Regions from separate parts of the Homo sapiens genome. Here region 1 is linked to region 2. Evidence: read pairs that join two places in POLR2A ChIA-PET (ENCODE). Cell type or tissue: HepG2. All regions are shown on one strand. Each heading gives the region's core, and the rest is flanking DNA. Links, peaks and the distances in the headings are about the cores only.

Region 1 (4,397 bases), core at 95-4,094, 74 kb after region 2:
TTTTAAGAGACACAGTCTCTCGGAGGACACAGTGGGAGTGAGCGCTGTTTGTCCACAATGGTAACTTGCCTATTAATGTCCATTTTCCTCTCTTTTTTTCCTCCTCTATCTTCGTTGCCCACTGCCTCACTGAGCAACCTGAGATCACCTCCCAAATAAACCAATGCACCCAAATCCCTGGGTCAAGCTCTGTTTCGAAGGAACTCACCTAAAACAGGAATGGAAGTTTCTCCTCTCAAAGTCCTATTTCCTGAGCAATAGAAAAAAAAAAAAACCTGTGGTGTGTATACACAATGGAATACTATTCTGCCTTTAAAAAAGAAGGAAATCCTGTCATTCGCAACATGAGTGAGCATTACACTAAATAAAATAAGCCAGGCACAGGAAGACAAGCACCGCCTGATCTCGCTTTATGTGGAATCTAAAAAAGTTGAATTCAGAGAAGCAGAGAGGAGAATGGTGGTTTCCAGAGCTGGTCGGGGAGAAGGGAATGGCAGTTGCTGGTCAAAGGGTAGAAAGTTTCTGTTAGACAGGAGGAATAAGTTCTGAAGATGTATTGCACAACATGGTGACTATAGTTATACTAACGTTTTATTTGTTTGTTTGTTTTGTTTTTGAGATGGAGTCTCGCTCTGTCGCCCAGGCTGGAGTGCAGTGGCATGATCTCGGCTCACTGCAATCTCTGCCTCCTGGGTTCAAGCGATTCTCCTGCCTCAGCCTCCCAAGTAGCTGGGAGGTACCCAAGGCGCCCACCACCACACCCAGCTAATTTTTCTATTTTTAGTGGAGACGGGGTTTCACCATGTTGGCCAGGCTGGTCTCGAACTCCCGACCTCCGGTGATCCACCCGCCTCGGCCTCCCAAAGTGCTGGGATTACAGGCGTGAGCCACCATGCCCGTCCACTAATGTATTATATACTTGGAGAGTAGATTTTAAATGTTCTCACCACAAAAAATGGTAGGTATATGAGATTATGGATATATAATGTGTTTGATTTAATTATTCCACAATGTATACATATATGAAAACATCACACTGTACACCATAAATATATACAAAAATTGACAAAGTTTAGTCAGTTTTTTAAAAATAAATATTTTTTTAAAGACCTATTTCCTTTTTTTAGAAAACTTTTGGGCCAAGCGCGGTGGCTCACGCCTGTAATCCCAGCACTTTGGGAGGCTGAGGCAGGCGGATCATGAGGTCAGGAGATCGAGACCATCCTGGCTAACACGGTGACACCCCGTCTCTGCTAAAAATAAAAAAAAAAATTAAAAAAATTAGCCAGGCATGGTGGCAGGCGCCTATAGTCCCAGCTACTCGGGAGGTGGAGGCAGGAGAATGGGTGTAAACTCGGGAGGCAGAGCTCGAAGTGAGCGGAGACCGTACCACTGCACTCCAGCCTGGATGACAGAGTGAGACTCTGTCTCAAAAAAAAAAACAAAAAAAAACTTTTAAGTTCAGGGGTACATGTGCAGGTTTGTTATATATTAAACTTGTGTCATAGGGGTTTGTTGTACACAGTCTTTCATCACCCAGGTATTAAGCCTAGTACCCATTAGTTATTTTTCCTGATCCTCTCCCTCCTCCCACTCTCCACCCTCTGATAGGCCTCAGTGTCTGTTGTTTCCCTCTATGTGCCCATGTGTTCTCATCATTTAGCTCCAACTTATAAATGAAAACGTGGTATTTGGTTTTCTGTCCCTGTGTTAGTTTGCTAAGGATGATGGTCCCTAGTTCCATCCATGTTCCTGCAAAGGACATGATCTCACTCTTTTTTATGGCTGCGTACTCTTCCACGGTGTATGTGTGCCAGATTTTCTTTATCCAGTCTACCACTGATGGGCATTTAGGTTGATTCCATGTTTTTGCTATTGTGAATAGTGCTGCAATGGACATACACATCCATGTATCTTTATGATAGATTGGTCTATATTTCTCTGGGTATATATCCAGTAATGGGATTACAGGGTTGAATGGTATTTCTGTTTTTAGGTCTTTGAGGAATCACCACATTGGTTTCCGCAGTGGCTAAATGAATTTACACTTCCACAGTGTATAAGTATTCCTTTTTCTCCGCAGCCTCGCCAGCATCTGTTATTTTTTGACTTTTTAATATTAGCCATTCTGCCTGGTGTGAGATGGTATCTCATTGCGGGTTTGATTTGCATTTCTCTAATGATCAGTGATGTTGAGTTTTTTTCATATGCTTGCTGGCTACATGTATGTCTTCTTCCTTTTCTTCTTCTATTTTTTTTTTTGAGATGGAGTTTTGCTCTCGTCGCCCAGGCTGGAGTGCAGTGGCCCAGTCTCAGCTCACTGCAATCTCTGCCTTCCAGGTTCAAGTGATTCTCCTGTCTCAGCCTCCCAAGTAGCTGGGATTACAGGCGCTCGTCACCACGCCTGGCTAATTTTAGTATTTTTAGTAGAGATGGGGTTTCACCATGTTGGCCAGGCTGGTCTCAAACTCCTAGCCTCAAGCAATCTGCCCCCTTGGCCTCCCAAAGGGCTGGGAGTACAGGTTTGAGCCACTGCTTCTGGCCCAAGTATGTCTTCTTTTGAAAAGTGTCTGTTTATATCCCTTTGCCTATTTTTTAATGGGGTTGTTTTTTTCTTGTAAATTTGTTTAAGTACTTTATAGATGCTGCATACCAGACCTTTGTCAGATGGATAGATTGCAAAAATTTTCTCTCAATCTGTAGGTTGTATGTTGACTCTGTTGAGCAATTCTTCTTTTTTTTTTTTTTTGAGACGGAGTCTCGCTCTGTCGCCCAGGCCGGACTGCGGACTGCAGTGGCACAATCTCGGCTCACTGCAAGCTCCGCTTCCCGGGTTCACGCCATTCTCCTGCCTCAGCCTCCCCAGTAGCTGGGACTACAGGCGCCCGCCACCGCGCCCGGCTAATTTTTTGTATTTTTAGTAGAGACGGGGTTTCACCTTGTTAGCCAGGATGGTCTCGATCTCCTGACCTCATGATCCACCCGCCTCGGCCTCCCAAAGTGCTGGGATTACAGGCGTGAGCCACCGCGCCCGGCCGAGCAATTCTTCTTCTGCCTACTCAGCCTTACAGCACAAAACAGACAATGTGAGTGCCAGTTACTCTTAAACAATAACATTGATATCTCTGGCCACTGAACCTCTGACACCCAGTGCTGGCTCCCCACATGCTTATGGAGAGGCTTCTGGCTTCTTGTCAACATCTTGACTTTGTGGCCATTACAGCTGGGGTCAGCCAGTCTCCACCTTGGATGTCTCAGGAGCCCTTTCTTTCCAGCCTGTAATTTAGAATTTCTCAACTGTCCCTTCGTATCCATCAGCATGCTTCATGCATAGTTCATTCACATTCAACAAATGCTGAGTGGATCCTGATTGGCAGAAATGTTCCAGGGACTGGGAATGTGACCCATGAAGATGACAGACCAGAACCCTAGTCTCCTAAAATGTATATTCTGGTGAGGAGAGAGAAAAAATGAGCAACAAAAATGTTAGATGAGCCAGGCGTGATGGTTCATGCCTGGAATCTCAGCACTTTGGAAGGCTGAAGCAGAGGATTCGCTTACCCAGGAATTCGAGACCAGCCTGGGCAACATAGTGAAACCCCATCTCTACAAAAAATACAAAATAGCCAAGCATGGTGGTGTGTGCCTGTAGTCGCAGCCACTCAGGAGGCTAAGGAGGGAGGATTGCTTGAGCCCAGGAAGGTCGAGGCTGCACTGAGCCATGTTCGCACCACTGCACTCCAGCCTGGGTGACAAAGCGAGACCCTGTCTCAAAAAATAAAAACAAAAATAAAAATAAAATAATTGGCTGGGCGCGATGGTTCACATCTGTAATCTCAGAACTTTGGGAGGCCAAGGTGGGCAGATCATTTGAGGTCAGAAGTTCAAGACCAGTCTAGCCAACATGGTGAAACCCCATTTCTAATAAAAATACAAAAATTAGCTGGGTGTGGTGGCCCACACCTATAATCCCAGCTACTCAGTCCCGAAGCAGGAGAATCACTTGAATCCGGGAGATGGAGGTTGCAGTGAGTCAGGATTGCACCACTGTACTCCAGCCTGGGTGACAGAGTGAGACTCCGTCTCAAAAAAAAAAAAAAAAAAAATAGACCAGGCGCGGTGGCTCACACCTGTAATCTCAGCACTTTGGGAGGCCGAGGCAGGGAGCCTCCTTCGAATCACCTGAGGTCGGGAATTCGAAACCAGCCTGACCAACATGGAGAGACCCCATCTCTACTAAAAATACAAAATTAACCGGGCATGGTGGCACATGCCTGTAATCCCAGCTACTCGGGAGGTTGAGGCAGGAGAATCACTTGAACCTGGGAGGCGGAGGTTACAGTGAGCCGAGATCACGCCATTGCACTCCAGCCTGGGCAACAAGAGTGAAACTCTGT
Region 2 (4,397 bases), core at 149-4,148:
TTTGGGAGGCCAAGGCAGGTGGATCACTTGAGGTCAGGAGTTTGAGACCAGCCTGGCAACATGGTAAAACCCTGTCTCTACTAAAAACACAAAAATTCGTCAGGCATGGTGACTTGCGCCTCTGTAGTCTCAACTACTTGGGAGGCTGAGGCACAAGAATCACTTGAACTCAGGAGGTCGAGGTTGCAGTGAGCCGAGATCGCACCACTGCACTCCAGCCTGGGCAACAGAGGGAAACTTTGTCTCAAAAAAATAAAAGCAGCTTTTAGAGCCTTGAGGTCTCTCCATAAACATGACAAAATGGTTTGCCTCCTTCCTCTCTCCAGCATCGGCTCTTTATATATCAGAGGCAGGAAGTTAGTATGCTTAAAATGGGACAAGGATGACAATAAAAATAAGTTTAAAGTGATTTTTTAAAAATCTTTTTAACTACCACATTACCCTTAGAAAGGAGTTTCTTTCTGAGAAGGGTTTGGAATTTATATATAACTCAGAATGTGGAAGAATATGTATCACCTTTAGGCCCAGAACACAATGGGTTGAGGCTGTCTCTGAAACAAAGCTAGCTGTGTGACACTGTGCATGTGCAGTTTTCTCACCCGCAAATGGACTTGAGGCCATTTATCCTAGAGTTCTGATAAATTGTAGGAGATAACATGAGTCTGGTACCTGGCAAATAAGAGCCACTCGAAAAACAAACAACATCTTAGCTACCTTCTCTTCTTTACACCTAGTCAAATGGGGGATTTTAAAAAATCACAGTGAGAAAGATCCTACTGGTGAATTGAGAACATAATTCTCCGTCGGTTGCAATGCTATATTGCTAAGACTCACTCAAGAAGGGTGACCATGTAACTTGTCTTATGCTATCCCAATTCCAAATACCCTGACACATTATTCCTATAGCATCAAAAATATCCCAAAAAAATCAAATATTTCAGCATCCAAACTCTATCTCCCAGACATCCTCGCTACCTAGAAACAGCACTAAAATTTTTCATCAGAGGATATATTGTACATTTAGCTCAAGAAAAAATGTGGCTGGGCATAGTGACTTATGCCTGAAATCTCAGCACTTTGGGAGGCTGAGGCAGGAGGACTGCTCAAGGTCAGGAGCTCAAGACCAGCCTGGGCAATACAGTGAGACCCATCTCAAAAAAAAAAAAAACACACACACTCTTCAATTAACCAGGCATGCTGGCATGTACCTGTAGTCCCAGCTACTTTGGAGACTGAGGTAGGAGGATTGCTTGAGCCCAGGAGCTCGGGACTGCAGTGAGCCATGATTGCACCACTGTACTCCAGCCTGGGCAACACAACAGAGTGAGACCCTATCTAAAAAAACAAGAAGAAGAAATGTGATCATGGTGCTTACGAGAGGACAAAAGGGACACAAAGTATGAAGAGGTCAAAACAAAGCAATGCTGCTAAGGCCTTTATGCCAACACAGTATATTTTTACATAGTCTATCCTAATAAGCTCACATTTACGCAACAACATCAGTACAACAGCTGAGTGGATTAGAATAAAATTGCAAAGACCTAAATGGACCCCTGGGATGGCAGAGTTTCTGTAATCATCAGCTAGACCCAAAAAACTAACAGTCAATACCAGGCATACCCTCAGTCTAACCAGGCAACCAAAATAGAAGCAAAATAGAAAATCAAGTATATATATAAAATATATCCCTGGTGGAATCAGGAGGGCACAAAAGAACAATTCATAGTGCCTGCAGCTGAGTGTCACCAAAAAAATCCTCTTTTAAGCTGTGCAGAGTGCCTGATATACTGCAGTAGGTGGGAAAACGGCCAAATTCAAGCCCACGTCAGAGCACACCAGGTATGCTCCCCTGGCAACAATACTACATGGGATGTGGGTGCAAAACACCTTCCTACTTCCTTTAAGTTTAAAGTCACTGTCACACTCACCCTTTGGCACACAGCTACACAGGGCCAGTGATACTCAGTTTACAATGTAAATAAACCATCCCCATGCAATGTTATATTTTGAACCATTCAGACAAGTGTGCAGGATTCAAAAAAATGAAAAATAAAGAGTGGCTTGTTTTTCCAAGTCTCATTCACATTCTCATGTTCCCAATCCCCATTTCTAGCAAATGCCTCCCAGGTCCAGAAAAAAATTCCTTTCCTAAATATTCACCATCTGCGTTTAATTTGGCCATTCCTTCCTCCCTCTCTTCTCTGCTCCCAACCCACAAGAAACATATACATATGTTTATGTTTATATATACATATCTCCCCTCCTTTTAACATTCCCTGAAAACAAATATAGAAAAGATTAGAAAGGAAAAGAGACTAGGAGAGGGAGGTAAACAGGGCAGGCAAAGGGAGCAGTTCACAGAATGAGGCACAAAGACAACATGAGACGGTTGCTCTTGAGCTCCAGCAGTAAGGGCTGTTTCTGATTAGGTGCATACAATTGCAGAGCTGCACAGGAAGTGCTGAGGGGGCCTTCTTGGTCAGCCCCATCCCAAACACACTGAAAACCTTTGTACTGTAGCAGGCCCATCTGGAATCAGTTAGGACCAAGCTCCTAGCAGCCTTTCCTTTTTTCTTTTTCTCCCTAAAAAAAAAAAAAAAAAAAAAAAAAACACTCTCTAAAACCACTTAGCTCAGTTTTCCTGCCTGCAACCTTCTCATCCCTTCCTTCCAGATCATCCCTTCCTTCCAAATCACCCTTCGGAACATATTTCTCCCACTGCCCTTCTGGGGTCACCACTAACAAGATGAGTCATATAAGAACATAAAGCATTCAGAGAGCTAGCATCCTCCCTAGAGCCCAGAAACCCCCCAAACAGTATAGTCTTCATGCAACTAAAATCCCTTTTTAGATCATTTTGGGGTTTTTTAAATGCTATTTTTAGAAATTTGAAGTGGCCTGCTTTTTTTAAGCATTTAAATGAAGCACCTCCTTTAGGGAACTGTTTTCATGTGTTCTATCTTCTAAATCATGCAAAAAGTAGGAAAAAAAGAAACTCTGGCATAGTTCTCCTAGCATTCAAAAGGAAAAATATGTTTCCATTCACAATCCTAAGTCAAACCGCTTATATTCGTTTCTGTAAAATTGATTTTTACTAATGCTTCCTCAAAAAAAAAAAAAATGGGACTTACCCGGTACTGTGGTAAATGTCTAGCACTAAGGAGACCTGGACAATAGTCTTGATGGCCACTAAGTAGCCATATGGCTTGGAATAAATTATTTATCCTTCCTAGGTCTCTATTTTTTCACCAGTAATATGGGGCAAGGCAGATTCTTTCCAGCACCACAACTTCCTCAAATCCCACACACCTAATAAAACATAAGAGTACACACAAAACTGGCCTCCGGTTTCACCTAGGAATCATCACTTTAAAGAAATGTTATTACCTACCAAAGACTGTACAGAAAGGAGTTGTGTGGGGGTGGAGAGAATGGACAGAGGCTCTCAGTTGGCACCCTCTTCTATGAGCCATATTCCCTGTCCTCCTAGTGCTTAGAGACATCACAACCAAGACAGGCCATTAAAATGTCTAAGGAAAGTACAAGCCTAGCCATCTGGGCCCAGCAAACTCACCAAAGAAGTACAGCACCAAGACCTGCAGAATTAAATTCACTACTAAGCTACTGAAATGTAACTTGTCCTTTGTGCTCAGTTTTAAAGCATCTTATTTTAATTGATCTCAATAAATATTTACCAAATCGATCAAGAAGGCCAGAGTCAAATACAAAAAAAGAACAGAAACTGCCCTATCCTCAAGAAGTTTATAATCTACAGGCAACAGAGAGAGATGTTCAAAGACAATGTTAGTCCAATACTTGATAATGATGAGGTAATTATAAAGTACTGTGAGAGTCCTCTAACTGATGCTTCCTCCATGAGCCTTCTTTGACAGTCTACACCTTTTTAGAGCTCTTTCTCTTATTTTCTTCCGTTAAACTGTTCTAATAAATCTGAAGATTATATTTCACAATGAAATTTAAAGGCTGGCGCTATAAACTGTCTAAACTTACAGGAGTCAGTAACTGTTTAACAATTAGTTTATATCCATAGAGGGGGGACAGACCAACATAAACCATCTCCCAAGCCACACTGGTGACAACCAGAGCAGGAACACTGAAAACTCCCTCAATAGGAGCGCCACCTTTATACCTATGGCAATTAGGAACCAATTCTTGACCTCAGGCTGGTTTCTGGGATTAAGAACCAGTCCAGCAAGTAAAAGGTTTGAGATTAGATTAGAACTGTCTGTTGTCAGCCCCTCAGACACAACCAGAATGGCAGGAATTGCTGTGAACCACATACAAAGTTTTTGCCAGGAAGTACACACAGTATCTGCTCTTATCTGGAGCCAATGTGATCAATGTTTTCCTCTCAACTAAAAATGGTCTAGTTCTTA

What was found. ChIA-PET counts read pairs that join two places held together with the same protein. Peaks named below come from ENCODE experiments on the same cell type or tissue, not always from the same donor. Only the 100,000 strongest peaks of a DNase experiment are listed, where the experiment ranks them.
Region 1: POLR2A ChIA-PET joins it to region 2 with 5 read pairs; 8 of 35 experiments call an interaction of 5 or more read pairs at or near these places.

The regions. Positions count from the first base shown.
Region 1 is chr22:36,042,944-36,047,340 of GRCh38, forward strand. No RefSeq gene overlaps it. Among named protein-coding and RNA genes, the nearest start is that of RBFOX2, 16 kb to the left of the region's middle. In HepG2, for the core only: no CTCF peak of the experiment used is centred there; no DNase peak of the experiment used is centred there.
Region 2 is chr22:35,969,328-35,973,724 of GRCh38, forward strand. All of the region lies in intron 1 of RBFOX2 (RNA binding fox-1 homolog 2), which reads right to left. Among named protein-coding and RNA genes, the nearest start is that of RBFOX2, 57 kb to the right of the region's middle. In HepG2, for the core only: no CTCF peak of the experiment used is centred there; a DNase peak (open chromatin) is centred at 2,434.